Regions from separate parts of the Homo sapiens genome. Here region 2 is linked to region 1. A link is a loop called in an ENCODE intact Hi-C map of the cell type or tissue named here. Cell type or tissue: Panc1. All regions are shown on one strand. Each heading gives the region's core, and the rest is flanking DNA. Links, peaks and the distances in the headings are about the cores only. Region 1 overlaps SKAP2 (src kinase associated phosphoprotein 2). Region 2 has its middle 12 kb from the start of SNX10.

What was found. Hi-C counts contacts between places; a loop is a spot of excess contacts. Peaks named below come from ENCODE experiments on the same cell type or tissue, not always from the same donor. Only the 100,000 strongest peaks of a DNase experiment are listed, where the experiment ranks them.
Region 2: it touches region 1 in a loop (6-fold over the local background); 9 of 110 quality-filtered maps call a loop at or near these places.

The regions. Positions count from the first base shown.
Region 1 is chr7:26,664,158-26,672,500 of GRCh38, reverse strand. SKAP2 (src kinase associated phosphoprotein 2) reads left to right here. Exons shown (of 13, transcript NM_003930.5): 12 at 2,309-2,410; 13 at 2,845-5,433. The coding sequence ends at 2,401. Among named protein-coding and RNA genes, the nearest start is that of LINC02860, 30 kb to the right of the region's middle. In Panc1, for the core only: a CTCF peak has its summit at 4,774 (motif pointing right); a DNase peak (open chromatin) is centred at 4,790.
Region 2 is chr7:26,275,331-26,283,673 of GRCh38, reverse strand. It overlaps the pseudogene RPL23P7. Among named protein-coding and RNA genes, the nearest start is that of SNX10, 12 kb to the left of the region's middle. In Panc1, for the core only: CTCF peaks have their summits at 4,542 and 4,743; no DNase peak of the experiment used is centred there.

The DNA of each region.
Region 1 (8,343 bases), core at 268-8,267:
GCATTTAAGATTATTTTAGTCTAAACCTTTTTTCTCCCTAGAGTATAACTTTTAAGGGATTTGTTTATAGTTGATTAAGCTCCTCCCTGCTGTTTACCACTATGCTTTCTAGTTAATAAATCTTCCTGTTCTACCATAGCACAGAATTCTCTCAACTGTGAAGTCTGCCCTTGTTGATGTGATTTCTTGGGAACTAATTTCTTAAATTTGGGTGTGAGTAACTTTTTGAAAATGATAACATGCCTTTAGTTGATAGCATAGACTATGACCAAAGTAGAATATTATAAAGTAATAACTTTCTGTCTTGTAATTTGAATCTAAGCATTGACCCCCAGATTGAGGGCCATTCTCTGGAAGCAAGTTTATGCCAATAATATGTCTTCTCACTGAATGTTTTCTATGTCTGTCACTGGGGAGCAGGGGGCTAGTTCCTTTTCTCATTCCAAATAATCAGTTTCAAAAATCTTATATTGGCATTGAATAAGAGCTTTAACACTCAGACCTACCCTGTTAATTATCCACTTTGAAATCTTACAGTAGTCTGTGGAACGTTAAGTACGTGTGTTTTTTTAAGCATTAGGCTTTAATTGTATTCATTGCCTTAAAAATAGAAAAGGGTAGTTTTATTAGGTACCTATTAAGATATAATCGTTGCTAATCATGACTTTCAGTAAGTTAGTATTTTCTTCTGATAAATATGTCCTACATAGATTATAGCCATCATTGGGTTCTGGGCATCAGAGTATCCTCGTTCCTTATACAGCTTCGTCCACTAAGTTCACACTATCAATGAACTTTAAAAGTTTAAAACTTAAAATCTTGAGTTTACTGCCTCACAAGCCAGAGCTGTGCCCTCAATAGAATAACAATAGCAGGAGTGGTCTTTTCTCCCCTCTCCCCCTCCACTTTGTTCTTCCAATAAACCTAATCCTGATACTGCCCACTGTTTGAAAAAGTGCCTATGGATTTTATCCTATAATCTCTCTATTGATAGACTACATATCAATACATACACGCTAATGTAATGCTACATTTGTATTAAAGAATTGCATAATTTTCCTTTCTGATGGTCAATAGCATACTAATCAATACAAATATTAAGTCTGTACTAGTATTAACATTCCCTCCCCACATATAACTCAATATACATATGCACATTTATCTATGACTCAGATGCTGGAAAATCATAACCTATTAAATTACTTTTGGGATTGATTTTGAAAATTTATCTTATATGAAAAATTAAATTTGAGCACTACAATGCTTGTGAAGAGTATTGCTTTTGGAAGATATTATTCTTGAAACTTGAAATTCATTTTACTTTGTTTGTATCTCACTACACATAAATAAATTTGAGATAAAAATACATTAGTCAATCTGGCAGACATATGAGACCGGTTATGGAGTATTCACAATGCCTAAAGCAGTGGTGTATCTGTCAAAGGAGGAAAAAGTGGGAGAAAAGGAGGTATAGGTTTGTTTATCTCAAGTTGCAAAGTAAATGCAAAAGTGACTCATCGACCACTCTGTTTTAGAGGTAGATTAATATTTTGCCTTTATACCTTGAGATACTTTTATTTCCTATTGATCTTCCACTATAAGGGTGACTCTAACAGCACCTTTAAATTCCTTCTACCTATTCTTTATCTAAGGTAGTTTATGGTCAATAATAAAGGAATAATAAATGCCTTAGGGAAACTATTTTAAAGGAACCTATTTGTGAATTATTTTTTAAGCAGTTTTTTGGTATTATTAGTGTTTCCGTATTCTCTAATTTATCTGTTAAAGTGTGTATATTAGATTTTCTTAAGAAGGGGCACACATCTATCAACATTCTAAATCATTTTAGGTCATATAAGTTTAAGAAATAAGTAGTTTATTGTAAAAAAAATTATTTTATCCTTGCTAGATGATAAGCTTCTTGAAGGCAAATATAATAGCTTAAGGATCCTGGCTTTAACCTTCTATAGCCTCTTACACATGAAAGGTATCCCCAGGCTCTGTGGAGAGAGAGAGTGTCCCCGAGAGAAGGCTTCCTGAGGTAGTTTCATTTTCTAGGTTTTCATCATGAGTGATTGTTTCTGTGTTCTGTGCCCAATAATAAACAGGCTTTGTGTTATACCTTAATTTAAATCGTTGCCTAACAGCATTTTAAAGTGTCCAGAAACAAAAAGATGAAAATGTTTACATTTGCAGCTCAAGCTCTTTTAACTTTATAAATAGAAATAACATTTCTAAGAAGTTGCATACAAACGACATTGTACTTACACCAGTCTAAAGGTTAATATTGCATATTGTTTTCAATTAGGAATACAATAGATATGGCTGGTGGGTAGGAGAAATGAAGGGAGCCATTGGCTTGGTGCCTAAAGCCTACATAATGGAGATGTATGATATTTGAGAGTCCTGGGTAAGTACATTTTAATCCAATATTCTGTAATAGCTCATATGTTCTCTTGGTCTCTTCGTTATGAGTCTTTGCCTTTTTAAAAGTCTTTAGAGTTTTCTGATAACACAAAGATTGTGCCCCGAAATCTTTTTTGTTTTGTTTGATCTGGTTTAATTTTTAAAATAAGAATTTTTAAAATAAAAACTTTATGGAATTTACTTTGGAAATGAATAGATTATTTAGAGAAAGTTCTTTTGATAGTAACCAGCTGTTTTCCCAAACTTCCTCCTTTTCAGTAAAATACCACTTTTTATGGCCTTTCTGAAGAGTTGAATTGACAAAATGTTGAGTAAAAATACATTTTTCCTTGGCTAAAAGTGTAATTTTTTTAAGCAGGAAAAATCAAGTTTCAGCTGAATCAAAAATTAAAATGCAGCTTTCCCTTTCTCCTGCAGAAAAGGAAAATTCTTCTGCTTGTCTGCAAATGCTTTGGATTTAGAAGCGTCATGAAAGCACGAGTGACAGCTCCTAACCTCTCCTTGTTTTATTAAACATTACTTATCTTTGACTGTTATTTTATGCAGTCGCTCATTAAAATATTCCTCTGATGTGAAATTAAATGAAGGATATTAATGTAAATTAGATGCAACCAGTTAAGTTATACCTGTTGCTATTTTGCAAAGAAATAATTATAGTTTTTATTTACCCATTTGATTTGTGTGAAGAATTCATCACTATTTTATACGTAACATATAGTCTACTATAGCATAGTATGCTACTATTGCTACTTCTGGTGTGATTTGTAATGTTTCTTAATCATTGGACATCAATTATTTTTAGAGAGTAATGTATAATTTCATAGCATTTTAAATTTAGTGTATCATGCGAGTTTTTTTTGGTAGATGCTGAAGAATGTGGTTGCTAAACAAAGAATGCTAAAGAATGTTCAAACTTTATAGATAACTTTATTGTTATTATTTATTTTCACACATTTAATTCCTATTAAGTACAGCCGCAAGAAAGAAAAAATGATGAAGTTGCAAATGGCAGTGTGCTGTCACCTGCAACAGAAGTGCGTACCAGAAGTATGACTCATGCAAAGCATTTTACCGTACAAATATCCTGGTGCGATGATGGGCCTGGCAACATTTTCTACTGTACTTTTGTTTAAATTTAATGAAACAAAAAATTCCTAAGAAATACCACCCTACCACTAACAAAATGGTATAAAGAATCTCCCAGCCAGGCCAACATGGTGAAACCCTGTCTCTACTAAAAATTAGCCAAGTGTGGTAATGTTCACCTGCAGTCCCAGCTACTTGGGAGGCCAAGGCACGAGAATTGCTTGAACAAGGTAGGCAGAGGTTGCAGTGAGCCAAGATCGCGCCACTGCACTCCAGCCTGGGCGACAGAGTGAGACTCCATCTCAGAAAAAAAAAAAAAAAAAAACAGAATCTCAGTGTATTCTCAAAGTAAAAAGGCATAACCAAGCACTCTCTTATCTTGCCTTATTGCTATACTATTTACATCCCACTGCAGAACAGCAGATTTGAGGCTTTTCTATATACTTCTCAGAGCACTGAAAAGAAAGGAAGGGTTTGCAGAGGAGAGTGTAGAAATCCCAGTGGTAGCATGTACCAACAGGTGAGTAGAAAGGTAGTGTTAGCCTGACATTTGAGTTATACTCTGTGCTGCCTGAGCAAGATTTGTAGAATCATATAATTACCTTTTCATGTATATTTGAAATCAGAGGTGTTTAAAATACCTATGAGATACCAATGTAGCCTTAACATATGTCAAAATGCATTGCTGGTTAGATAATTATTTGGACTACACATAAACTCCTAATATTGAATCATTACCTATCAGGTATTATCTTTATGGAACTTTTCAATATCTTTGCTTTATAAAGATTCTAAACATGTATCTGAGCTGGTAATATTTTAAAATCTCCATTATTTGTGTAAAACTGTTTATAAGCAGTGTTTGAGAGGGTCTGCTTTACCATTACCCCCTCAATATCATGATCATCCAATCTCAAATGTGAAAAAAAAAAAGAAATTTGATTTTAGGGATTGTGAGTAAACAAGTTTATATAGAGAGACATTGTGAAGTTAAAGTTTTCAGAAGTTACATTTGTGCAGTTCTTACCTTTTCCTCATATAGTGCCATTGAAATAGACTGAAATTATCTTGGCAAAAGTTAGACAACCAAAGACGACTTTAGTGGACTGGTTTTCAAAACTTGAGCAGCTGAAAAGCAAAAGCCGTTGTTTCCCATGACAATGTAGCCTTTGTGGATTTGGGTTTGTGCTTTGGGTTGAAAAGAAGTTTTTAGTCCTAGGCCAGTAGATGGCAGCAGCTTTTCATTGCAGACAAAACCTCTTGAAACCCTTCCCCCATGGCACAAACTCGCCCATGATGGAAAGCATCTAGATTTCTGCCTCCTTTTACAGTTAATCCAGGAGAGGGAGTCCTTTGCCAACTGATGACCAACAGTTCCAAGCCAGATAGTCTCGTGAACAGTGACAATACAGAAATAAGGTGTTATTTCTGTTCAGATCTCCACCGGCCTTTGTTCTTTTAAAACTTGAATATAGGTGGGAGACATAAGAAAGGAAAGAAAAGACTTAAAACTGGAGTGACAGGACAAATAATCATTACTTTCAATTCATGACTGCTTTATATTCATTTGATGAAATCATTTGTATACAAACCAGGGAGAGTTTTCTTTACACCCTTGACAATATATCACATACTCTTCAAGATCATAATAATATCATTAATATAAATTTAAACAACATGGCTTGTTAGAAAATATGCTAATTGCTATGGTCTCATTATGTTTGCTTAGCTTTTATTTGTTTTTCTGTGAACAGTTAGAGAGCTAATTTTTTTCAAAGGTGATTGTAAGTCATATTTTATATAGCATTTTGCTTGATTATTTGCTCTGTACTGAATTTGTACTCTATTGCCATTAGATCTTACAATAATGTTCCACTCTGCAAATTTTTAAGGTTCAAATAAAGTTTAATTGTTTGCAAACTGTTATGATGCTAATAATTCAACAGCCTGCTGTGTTACTAATGAAATTACTTTGTTATGATTAATTTGGAAAATAGTGTGTTGATTGTAGTAATTAAGCACAACAAGGTGAAGTAAATGATTCTAATGCCATCTGGCCGCCAAACTGAATGAAGAAATGAAATAGGGCTGTCATCTGAATTTATTCAAAGAAGTAAGGATAATACAAATGACTTTCATTGCTTTAGGATTTACACTTAACACAGCTCACTCCGTTCTATTTTTGCCACTTTGCTGCATATGACACTTTCTTTCATAGAAAAAGAATGTCATTTAGTCCAGCAATTGTTTTGAATACTTTATTTTATTGGAAGCTGATTATTTTTACTGTGTGCTAATTTAATTACAGATAATTACATAAAGTATTATAGGACCATGGGAAAAAGAAATCACTTTTCAACCATGTGTAGGTGAAATCCATATATATGGGGTTTCGTTTTTGTTTCATGTTTTGTTTTGTTTCACTTTTTGCTATCATTACACAACCACTTTGAATATAGCCTTGCACAAAGAGTAGGGCATCCATTCAACTGTTTCTTAAATGTGTACAAAGGCTCACTCTTAGTTCTTATGATTTCTACTTTTTATATAATTTCATGTAATTTCTGCACTCTACTACTTGCTACTTATTCATAGACTGGTACTATCCAGGGTCATAATTTAAAATAGAACTGAGTTAGATATTATGAATTCAGATTTGCAGTTCAGCCATTAGAAGAAAATTAACCCTAATATACATGTTGTTTAAGAGCTTGAACTTCATCAGTGAGACTGAGTGAAGCATTGTGAGAATTTTTAAAGTTCTAAATTTCAGATAAATCAGTCATTTGTATTTCATTTGTTGGAGTTATAGACACACACCATATAGAGATCACTTTTGCTTCTCTTGAGTTCAGTAGGTTCATGACTATTGAAAGCAATCCACATGGTAAAGAAAGAGGTGGTGAAGAGTGGAGATCAAAACATGATCAAGCCATGGAAAACACAGCTTCACTCAAAGGTTGAAAGAATACTTTGTGTGTGTGTGTGTGTGTGTACACTGTATATATATATAAAATAAAAACATTTGATGAATATGATCTTATTTATAGTAATATACTTAGTATTCAAAAATACAGAGAAACAATAAGTACTACATTGTTAAAATATTATTATACAAGTTTAATATATACTCAAATGCACAACAGTTTATACTCTGGATTGGGAACAAGAGATTTCTAGACATCTCAGCTTTAGCCAGTTTATTATACGCCTACTGCTTTATAGTTGAGTTCTTCCAGAATATCTGTTAGAACCTCTGATAGCATACTATTTTATGATGAGATAAATACTTTAAAAATCATATGATCACAGTAGCATGGAATGACATTTCATTAATGCTATGTTTGAGGGGCTTTTTCTTGTTTCTGCTAGTAGAATCTGTTCTACCATTACTTATACACAAACATATTATTTATTGCCAGCATGGTACACATTATATGGTGTGGATCCAGTAAATATTTGTTAATTAACTGATTTGGCACCCCACAATATCTCAAGACATGAGATTTAAGAAGAAAAGAGCTTGACTAGTAAACCTGGTAGAGAAAATGCCTTTATACAGTTAGTATATCCCATAATACTATCAACAAGTAGATTGGATTTTATTGTTATAACAGAATTGAGTGAGATTGTGAATAATAAGAAAGTTGAGTTGTGGTACATTGTCCTTAGATGTTTCCTTCCTTTCTTCCCTTGTGTTCAGTGTTGTGACCTCAAATAAGAGGCACAGGTGCCTCCTCGGGCAGCTTGGGGCAAGTGATCTACTTTCACTTTCCAGTGAAACATCTCAAATCACTGCTGCCCTGCATTCCACTTGCGTAATATCAGAGAAGCCTTTCCTGCATCTGATCTTGAAAGCATTCTAGCTGTCGCCTTGGGCAGATCAAAAATTTGTGCAAGTAAGTGGGAAGTTTCACAGTTGCTGCCAAATCTAATCATAATTTAGCTTTTGTCCTTTTTGTTAACTTTTACTCCCTGTTTATTTAAAGTTGTATGATTATGTTAACTTGAGTGCTTTGAGTCCCCAAAATGAAAGGAACTGTAAATGCAGAAAGTCGCCTTAGTCATACCACTGCTCAGTTTAGGTCTTCAGTGTTGAGAGAGGGGCTGGAAGTTGAGCAAGCCAAAACACTTGACTATGTGCAAAGGCGTGAATATAGAAACTGCTCCCAAAGCCCATCTCTTAAGTACCTTTCTTAATGCTGGAACTTTGGAAGGTGTTTCCCTAGGTTTCTCTCCTCTTTTTTTTTTTTTTTTTTCTTTTCAGTTTTCTTTTTTGTTATCCATTACTCGGAGAGGCAATATAGCACAGCCCTTGTCTGTTTTCTGTTTATTGGCCTCAACTTTCTAATATAAAAATATCACTCCTGCTAGAGTAAAAGCAGGTGCCATTTTGTAGCTTGAACTGCAATTTACTTCTTGTTTGAGGAAAGTGTCACACAGGTACTCTCAAAGGAGAAAATTAATGACACTAGTGTATGCTGGTTAAAGACAGCTGCTTTCGTGGAGGAGAAAATTCCAACAAATAAGCAGATTCTCATCTACTACCCTCCCCTCCCAGCTCCCATGGGAGTCTATTTAGAAAACCTTGTGTTCTTTATCACATCAAATGTGATGATAACAGTTTAAGTCAGACTAGTAATAGTAATAGCTAACATTTACTGAGTGTTTACTATTTGTCATGCTGTGCACTTTTCATTCAATTCTTATAACAACCCTATGAAGTAAGTTCTGTTATTCATTACCATTTTCCCGATTAGGAAACAGGCTGAATAATTTGTCCCCAAAGCCTTAGGGTAGTGAGTTACCTAACCAAGCCTCACACCAGCC
Region 2 (8,343 bases), core at 169-8,168, 390 kb after region 1:
TATAGTACATAAATAAATATTTATAAATATTTTATTTATATACACAAATATATATATCTATATACACAAAGAGACAAGCACTGAAGGTATTGTAGGGGCAGCAAAACTCCACCTCTGTCCTCTTTTAGGCTGGGCTGGAGAATTAAATTGACGTAAGACAGATTAACAGGATGAAAGCATGCAAGTTTATTTAATACAAGTTTTACATGGCATGGGAGCCCCCATAAGGAAATGAAGACCCAGAAGCAGTTAAAGTTATTTTAACAAGGTCTGTACAGAAGTTTCTCAGTCTCAACTTTCTATCCTTGATAAGAATGCTGCGGGGGTGGCCAGGTGCAGTGGCTCATGCCTGTGGTCCCAGCACTTTGGGAGGTCCCAGCCGAGGCAGGAGGATCATGAGGTCAGGAGATCAAGACCATCCTGGCTAACACGGTGAAACCTCGTCTCTACTAAAAAATACAAAGAAAAATTAGCCAGGTGTGGTGGTGCACACCTGTAGTCCCAGCTACTTGGGAGGCTGAGGCAGGAGAATGGCGTGAACCTGGGAGGCGGAGCTTGCAGTGAGCCGAGATCGCGCCACTGCCCTCCAGCCTGGGTGACAGAGGGAGACTCTGTCTCAAAAAAAAAAAAAAAAAGAATGCTGTGGGGGTTTTGGGGGGTTTCGTTTGTTTGTTTGTTTGTTTGTTTAGAGACAAGATCTTGCTATGTTCCCCAGGCTGGACTCAAACAATCCTCTCACCTCAGCCTCCCAAAAAAATGCTGCATCTTTCACATGAGAATTTCATCTCCTGCTTTTAAGAAACTGAATGAAGGTCGTATTCTTTTTTTTTTTTCTTTGAGACAGGGTCTTTCTCTGTCACTCAGACTAGAGTGCAGTGGCACAATTATGGCTCACTGCAACCTTGACCTCCCAGGCTCAAGTGATCCTCCCACCTTAGCCTCCCAAGTTGCTGGGACTACAGGCACAAACCACCATGCCCGGATAATTTTTGTTTGTTTGTTTTGTTTTGAGACAGAGTCTTGATCTGTTGCCAAGGCTGGAGTGCAATGGTGCAATCTCAGTTCACTGCAACCTCCCCCTCCCAGGTTCAAGCAATTCTCCTGGCTCAGCCTCCGGAGTAGCTGGGATTACAGGTGCCCACCACCACACCTGGCTAATTTTTGTATTTTTAGTAGAGATGGGGTTTCACCAGGTTGGCCAGGCTGGTCTTGAACTCCTGACCTCAGGTGATCATCCTGCCTTGGCCTCCCAAAGTGCTGGGATTGAAGGCGTGTGCCATCATGCCCAGCCTTTTTTTTTTGTAGAGATAGGGTCTTGCCATGTTGCCCAGGCTGGTCTTGAACTCCTGAGTTCAAATGATCCTCCGGCCTCGGCCTCCCAAAGTGCTTGGATTTGCATGAGCCACCACGCCCAGCCAGGGGTGTCATATTCTTAACCCATTCAATAGAAACAGACAGCTCACAAAAGAGGAAGTACCAATAACTAATAAACATAAAAGGAGAATCCATTTCCCAACAGTTTAGTAAAAAAAATATTTGAGACAGGGTCTCACTCTGTCTCTGTTGCCCAGGCTGTAGTGCAGTGGTGTGATGATGGCTCACTGCAACCTCAACCTCCCAGGTTCAGGTGACTCTTCCATGTGTCTCCTGGGTAGCTGGAACTACAGGTGCACACCACTACACTTGGCTAATTTTTTGGATTTTTCATAGAGATGGGGTTTTACCATGTTGCACAGGCTGATCTCAAACTCCTGGGCTCAAGCAATCTACTCACTTCAGCCTTCCAAAATGCCAATATTACAGTGTGAGCCACTGACTCCAGCCCAAAAAATTTTTTTAATTTTTATTGTTTTTTTTTTATAGAGATAGGGTCTCACTATATTGCCCAGGCTGGTCTCGAACCCCTGGCTTCAAGCAATCCTCCCACTTCAGCCTCCCAAAGCACTGGCATTACAGGCATGATCCACCACACCCAGCCAAGTCAAAAAATTTTTGCATTGAGAATATCATATATTGACAACAGGTAGTTTCATGCTTTGCTCGTGAGAGTATAAATTGGAAAAGCAATTTTTAAAATTTATTTATTATTATTTTATTTTTGAGACAAAGTCTCGCTCTGCACCCAGGCTGGAGTGCAGTGGCGCGATCTCGGCTCACTGCAAGCTCCACCTTCCAGGTTCAAGCGATTCTCCTGCCTCAGCCACCCAAGTAGCTGGGATTACAGGCATAGGCCACCATGCCCAGCTAATTTTTGTATTTTTAGTAAAGACAGGGATTTGCCATGTAGGCCAGGCTGGTCTTGAACACCTGACCTCAGGTGATCTGCCTGCCTCAGCCTCCCAAAGTGCTGGGATTTCAGATGTGAGCCACTGCGCCCAACCTGGAAAAGCAATTCTAGAGAGCAATTTAGCAATGTCCTATTGAAAGGACAGGCAAGCCCCAAAATCGCGGCTTAGCGTGGGAGGGTTCTTAGCTTCACCCAGGAAAGAATTCAAGGGTGAGCTGGTAGTGTTAAACAGCAACTTTTATTGAAGCAGCAGTGTACAACCGCAACTGTGGAGCAGGGCTACCCCATAGGCTGTGTGTACAGAATAGCAGCTCAGAGGTAGTTCAGCAGGCATAGTTATACCCACTTTTAATTACATGCAAATTAAGGGGGAGTTGATGCAGAAATTTCTAGGAAAAGCATGGTAACTTCCAGGTCATCGAGTCATTGCTATGGAAAGGGAAGGTAACTTCTGAATGTTGCCATAGCAACGGTAAACTGCAATGGCACACCGGTGGGTATGTCTTATGGAAAGCTGCTTCCACCCTGGCCCTGTTTAAGCTAGTCCTCAATTTGGTCTGGTGTCCAAGCCCTTCCTCCAGAGTTGAGTCCCACCTCCTACCTCACTATCAAAACTAAACTCATATGTGCCTTATGGCCCGGCAATACTACCTCTTAGTATCTCTCCTACAGAAGCCCTCACGCATGTGCCTGAGAAGATATGTACAAGGGTAGACACTGCAGCATGGTTGGTAACAGCAAAAAACTGGAAGCAAGTTAAATGTTCACCAATACAGAAATGTTTAAATAATCCATAGTATATTCATAGTGTGGAATATCATACATCAGATTTTAAAATTAGCAAGGGCTAGCTGCTCAACACACATAGAAGCCGATATGGCATTGACTTTTGAGAAAAGAAAAAGCTTCATTGCAACTTGACTGGCAAGGAGACAGGAGGCAATTCTCAAATCTGTCTCTCAAGCAGGGGTCTGGGGCAGGTTTTATGGGCAAAGGGGAACAATGGAGGATATAGGAAGATGAGATAAAGGTGTGACCTGATTAGGTTCATGCAAAGAAGCAGTGATCTGATGAGATCATGCAATGGGGTCATGTTGGGTCCTCAACTTTTAGAAAAGTCCATACTCCAACAAAACAGGGCAACCCTTGCTTTTTAATGTGGTCTCTGTTGCTTGATCCAAAGCACTTAGATTCTGCCTGTGGTTGGTTTTTTCATTCCAGCTGGCTCTGAGGTCAGGACCTGGGCCTGCTTGATTCTTCTGGCCATACTCAGGTTAGGTGACTTGCAACCTGGGTGTCCTTAGGAGCTGAGAAACAACTCATCATTTTGTTACATTTTGTTGCTGACAAAGTTGAACCAGATTGGTCTAGTTCCAGGGTTACATATGGTTACATTGAAAGATCTTTAAGGCATACTGAGAAAGGCAAGATAGAAAATATAGTGCGCTACTTGTTAAAGGTGCAGGGTCTTGACTGCAAATTGTCAGGTTCTTGGCGTTTTGAACAGAGAATTAGACAAAATGCAAAGCAAAGCAAGGAAAGAATTAAGCAAGGAAAGCAGAGATTTATTGGAAATGAAAGTACACTCCACAGGGTAGGAGTACCTGGAGCAGTGACTCAAGGGCCCTGATTGCAGGATCTTCTGGGGTCCAAACATCCTCTAGAGGTTTTCCATTGGCCATTTGGTGGATACCTCATGCAAATAAAGTAGTGGCCCACGATCGGGCTGATTGGTTGCAGAAAGCAACCAATCAGAGGCTAAAGTGAAATTACAAAGTTACACTCCTATGCAAACATCTGATTGGTTGCTCAAAGCAACCAATCAGAGGTACTTTCAGTTTTCCATCTGCCAAGCAGAAAGTGGGGGACAGGGGTGGTTTGCAAAGGGAGTAGCGTTTGGTCATTTTGATACTTAGGTGTTGAAAGTTGGGGTTTTCCTTTTGATTTAGTTCTAGGAAGTCAGTATGAATCGGCCTTAGGTTCCCTGCCTCCAGACCCTATTCTGCCTCACTACTGTTTATATTTTAAAAGTTTTTTTTCAGTTATTTATTTACTTATTGTTTTTTGTTTTTAATTTTTTTTTTTTTTGGTAGAGACAGTGGCATCTCACTACATTGCCCTGGCTGGTCTCGACCTCCTGGCCTCGTGATCTTCCTGCCAAAGCCTCTCAAAAAGTTTTAAAATAATAAAATTTCTATTTTTCTATGTACATATATTTATGTATGTGAATATATGGTCTAGAAGGACAAATTCAAACTTTTATAAGAGATTACCTCTGGGGAGAGGAATGATCCAACATAGCAGCTAGCCTATATAATACCTTTGTGAGAATTTTTTAAAGGTTACCTTTCTTCCAGACAATTTACTGCCATCTGCTGGAAAATTATCATTTAAAAATATCAAATATACTACCCTGTGAATAGTGACCCCTAGGGTTGCTGATGGCACAACTTGCACACAGTCTGTGGCCTTAGAGGACATTCCTTGAGACTGAGATCAAGTTTTATTCTGAGGTCTATACAAAATAAGTCAATTTGACCACATGGATAAACACTAGCTTTCAATGTGTTAAAATTTATTTTGTAACATTTCCATGTACAAAAGCACCTACGTTTTGGAGAGGTGAGGTTCGTGGGTTAAATTGTGGGTTATGTCACTGACAAAATCAGAGACTCACTGCTTCCAAGTGCAGGGAGGATTTGAGCAGCAGCAACTGGGTACTAAACAAGAAAAGTTACCTCTCAGGTCCTTCCTTTCGAATAGGAGGAATGCAGTATATTCTTGCATAATAAAGTATTTCTCAGTACCAGGTTTCCATTTTCTTCCCTTCCTGTTTCAAATCATGTTTTGGAGGCAGGAAGAATTCGTAAAGTAGTTGCAGCAATTTACAGTACTTTTGCAATATTAAGCAATTCAAATTACCATTAAATTTCTACGTGTGTGACTTTAGACATAACGCCAGTGAAATGTAATACTGATTTTTATATTGTTTGGTTTTTGTTTTTGTTTTTTTGAGACGGAGTCTCGCTCTTTCACCCAGTCCGGACTGCAGTAGCGCGATCTCGGCTCACTGCAAGCTCTGCCTCCCGGGTTCGCACCATTCTCCTGCCTCAGCGCCCCGCCTCCCCCCCTCCCCCCGAGTAGCTGGGACTACAGGCACCCGCCACCGCGCCCGGCTAATTTTTTGTATTTTTTAGTAGAGATGGGGTTTCACCGTGTTAGCCAGGATGGTCTCGGTCTCCTGACCTCGTGATCCGCCCGTCTCGGCCTCCCAAAGTGCTGGGATTACAGGTGTGAGTCACCGCGCCTGGCCTGATTTCTATATTGTTAAAGCAAACTAAACATGGCCTGAGGACTCTGTACTTCTTTTTTTTTTTTTTTTTGAGACACAAAAAAATTTTTTGAGACAGGGTAGGAGTAGCTGGAGCAGTGACTCAAGAGTTTTGCCCTTCTCACCCAGGCTGGAGTGCAGTGGTGCGATCCCAGCTCACTGCAACCTCCACCTCCCAGGTTCAAGCAATTGTACAGAAACAGCTGAATTGGCCGGGCGTGGTGGCTCACGCCTGTAATCCCAGCACTTTGGGAGGCCAAGGCGGGCAGATCACGAGGTCAGCAGATCGAGACCATCCTGGCTAACACGGTGAAACCCCGTCTCCACTAAACATACAAAAAAAATTAGCTGGGCGTGGTGGCGGGCGCCTGATAGTCCCAGCGGCTCGGGAGGCTGAGGCAGGAGAATGGCGTGAACCTGGGAGGCGGAGCTTGCAATGAGCCGAGATTGCGCCACTGCACTCCAGCCTGGGCGACAGTGAGACCCTGCCTCAAAAAAAAAAGAAAAAGAAACAGCTGAATTGGTTACAGCTTGGCGTTTGCCTTATGTGAACACAGTTTGAACACACAACAGTGTATCAGTAGTTAAAGGCGTGAGCCACTGTGCCCGGCCCTAAATAATTTATTTTCAATATTTGATGTTTAGGCTGGGCTCGGTGGCTCTTGCCTGTAATCCCAGCACTTTGGGAGGCCGAGGTGCGCAGATCACCTGAAGCCAGTAGTTTGAGACTGGCCTGGTCAACATGATGAAACCCCATCTCTACTAAAAATACAAAAAAATTAGCCGGGTTGGTGGTGTGCGCTTGTAGTTCCAGCTACTCGGGAGGCTGAGACAGGAGAATCGCTTGAACCTGGGAGGCAGAGGTTGCAATGAGCCGGGATCTCACCACTGCACTCCAGCCTGGGCTGCAAGAGCAAAACTTGGTCTCAAAAAAAAAAAAAGAAAAAAGAAAAGAAAAAAGAAATCTGGCTGGGCGTGGTGGGTCACTCCTGTAATCCCAGCACTTTGGGAGGCTGAGGCTGGTGGATCACCTGAGGTAAGGAGTTCAAGACCAGCCTGGCCAACATGATGAAACCCCGTCTCTACAAAAATTAGCCAGGCATGATGGCGGGTGCCTCTAATCCCAGCTACTCGGGAGGCTGAGGCAGGAGAATCGCTTGAATCCAGGAGGCAGATGTTGCAGCGAGCCGAGATCACACCACTGCACTCCAGCCGAGGCAACAGAGCAAGACTCCGTCTCACAAAAAAAAAAAGAAAAAAAAAGAAAGGAAAAAAGTCTATTAAATAAGATTTATTTTTGCTTTTTAATTTTTTGTCAAGAAACACACCTCTGCTTAATGTTTTAATTAAATTTATTTATTTATTTATTTATTTTTGAGGGGGCAGAGGACAAATACTTTTTAATGGGTTTTAGGATTTTTTTTTACAAATATACCAGACAATCATGCAATGCTGCCAGTATTGAACGCAATCCGGGGCCACAAGTCTGCACACTCCTTTGCTACTGGTCCTGTAATGGCAGAACCCTTCATCTCGTCTTTGTTTTTTATTATGACCCCTGCATTACCTTCAAAATAAAGAAACACACCGTCTTTTCTCCATATGACTTTTGTTGTCAAGTGACCACTGCTGGATGTACCTTTTTTCTGAGCTCTGGTTTGTCTTTCTTGACTGTGGCCATCCCCATGTCACCCACACTGGCAGGGAAGTCTGTTCAGCCGTCCCTGATCCTCTTCACGGAGATGATATACAGATTTTTGGCTCCTGTATTGTCAGCATTGTTGATCAGGGATCCTACCAGAAGACCCAAGGAAATCCAGAATTTTGCACCAGAGGACTCACCACATCCTTGCTTCGACATCTTGAATGCCAGAAAGAAGGAAAAAAGCAATTGACTTCTTTTTTTTAGAAACAGGGTCTTGCTTTGTCGCCCAGGCTGGAGTGCAGTAGCTCGAACACAGTTCACTGCAGCCTTCACCTCCTGGGCTCAAGCAATCCTTCCACCTCAGCCTCTTGAGTAGCTGGGACCACAGACATGCACCACCACACCAGACTAATTTAATTTTTTTTTTTTTTTTTTTTTTTTTTTTTTTTTGTAGAGATGAAGGTATCACCATGTTGCCAGGCTGGTCTCAAACTCCTGGGCTCATGCAATCATCCCACTTCGACCTCCCGAAGCACTGGGATTACAGGTGTGAGACTCCGTGCTCAACCTAGCTTTTAAATTTTGATAGGTGATATTGAATGTGTTAGAAGATGAATAACTTGGATAACACATATGGAACTTTTGATTAAAATATATTCAAATTTTGTTCATTTGACTATAGCTACATCTTATTTTTCTTTAGATACTTACTGTTGATAGAAGACAAATTATGTCAAAATCTTGATGATAACAAAATTAATGATTTAGATAAAATAAAATAAAGAAAAATAACTTTATGGAATAAATATATAATAATTTTGAATTTACCACTCATGTGAAAACACCAGTCCATCAACAGAACACCCAGACATGCCCAATAATAAAGAAATTCTGTAATCTTTGATATTTTTCCAAATGTCAATCACAGAAAAACATGACTATGAATGTATTTTTCAATTTTGACATTGTGAAGGTAGATCTGTCAAAGTAGGGGAATAGAATATATTTCACTTCACAGTTTGTCAGTTTGATTTATATCTTGTAAATATTTAGTCATTTGAAATACAACTCTCATGCCAG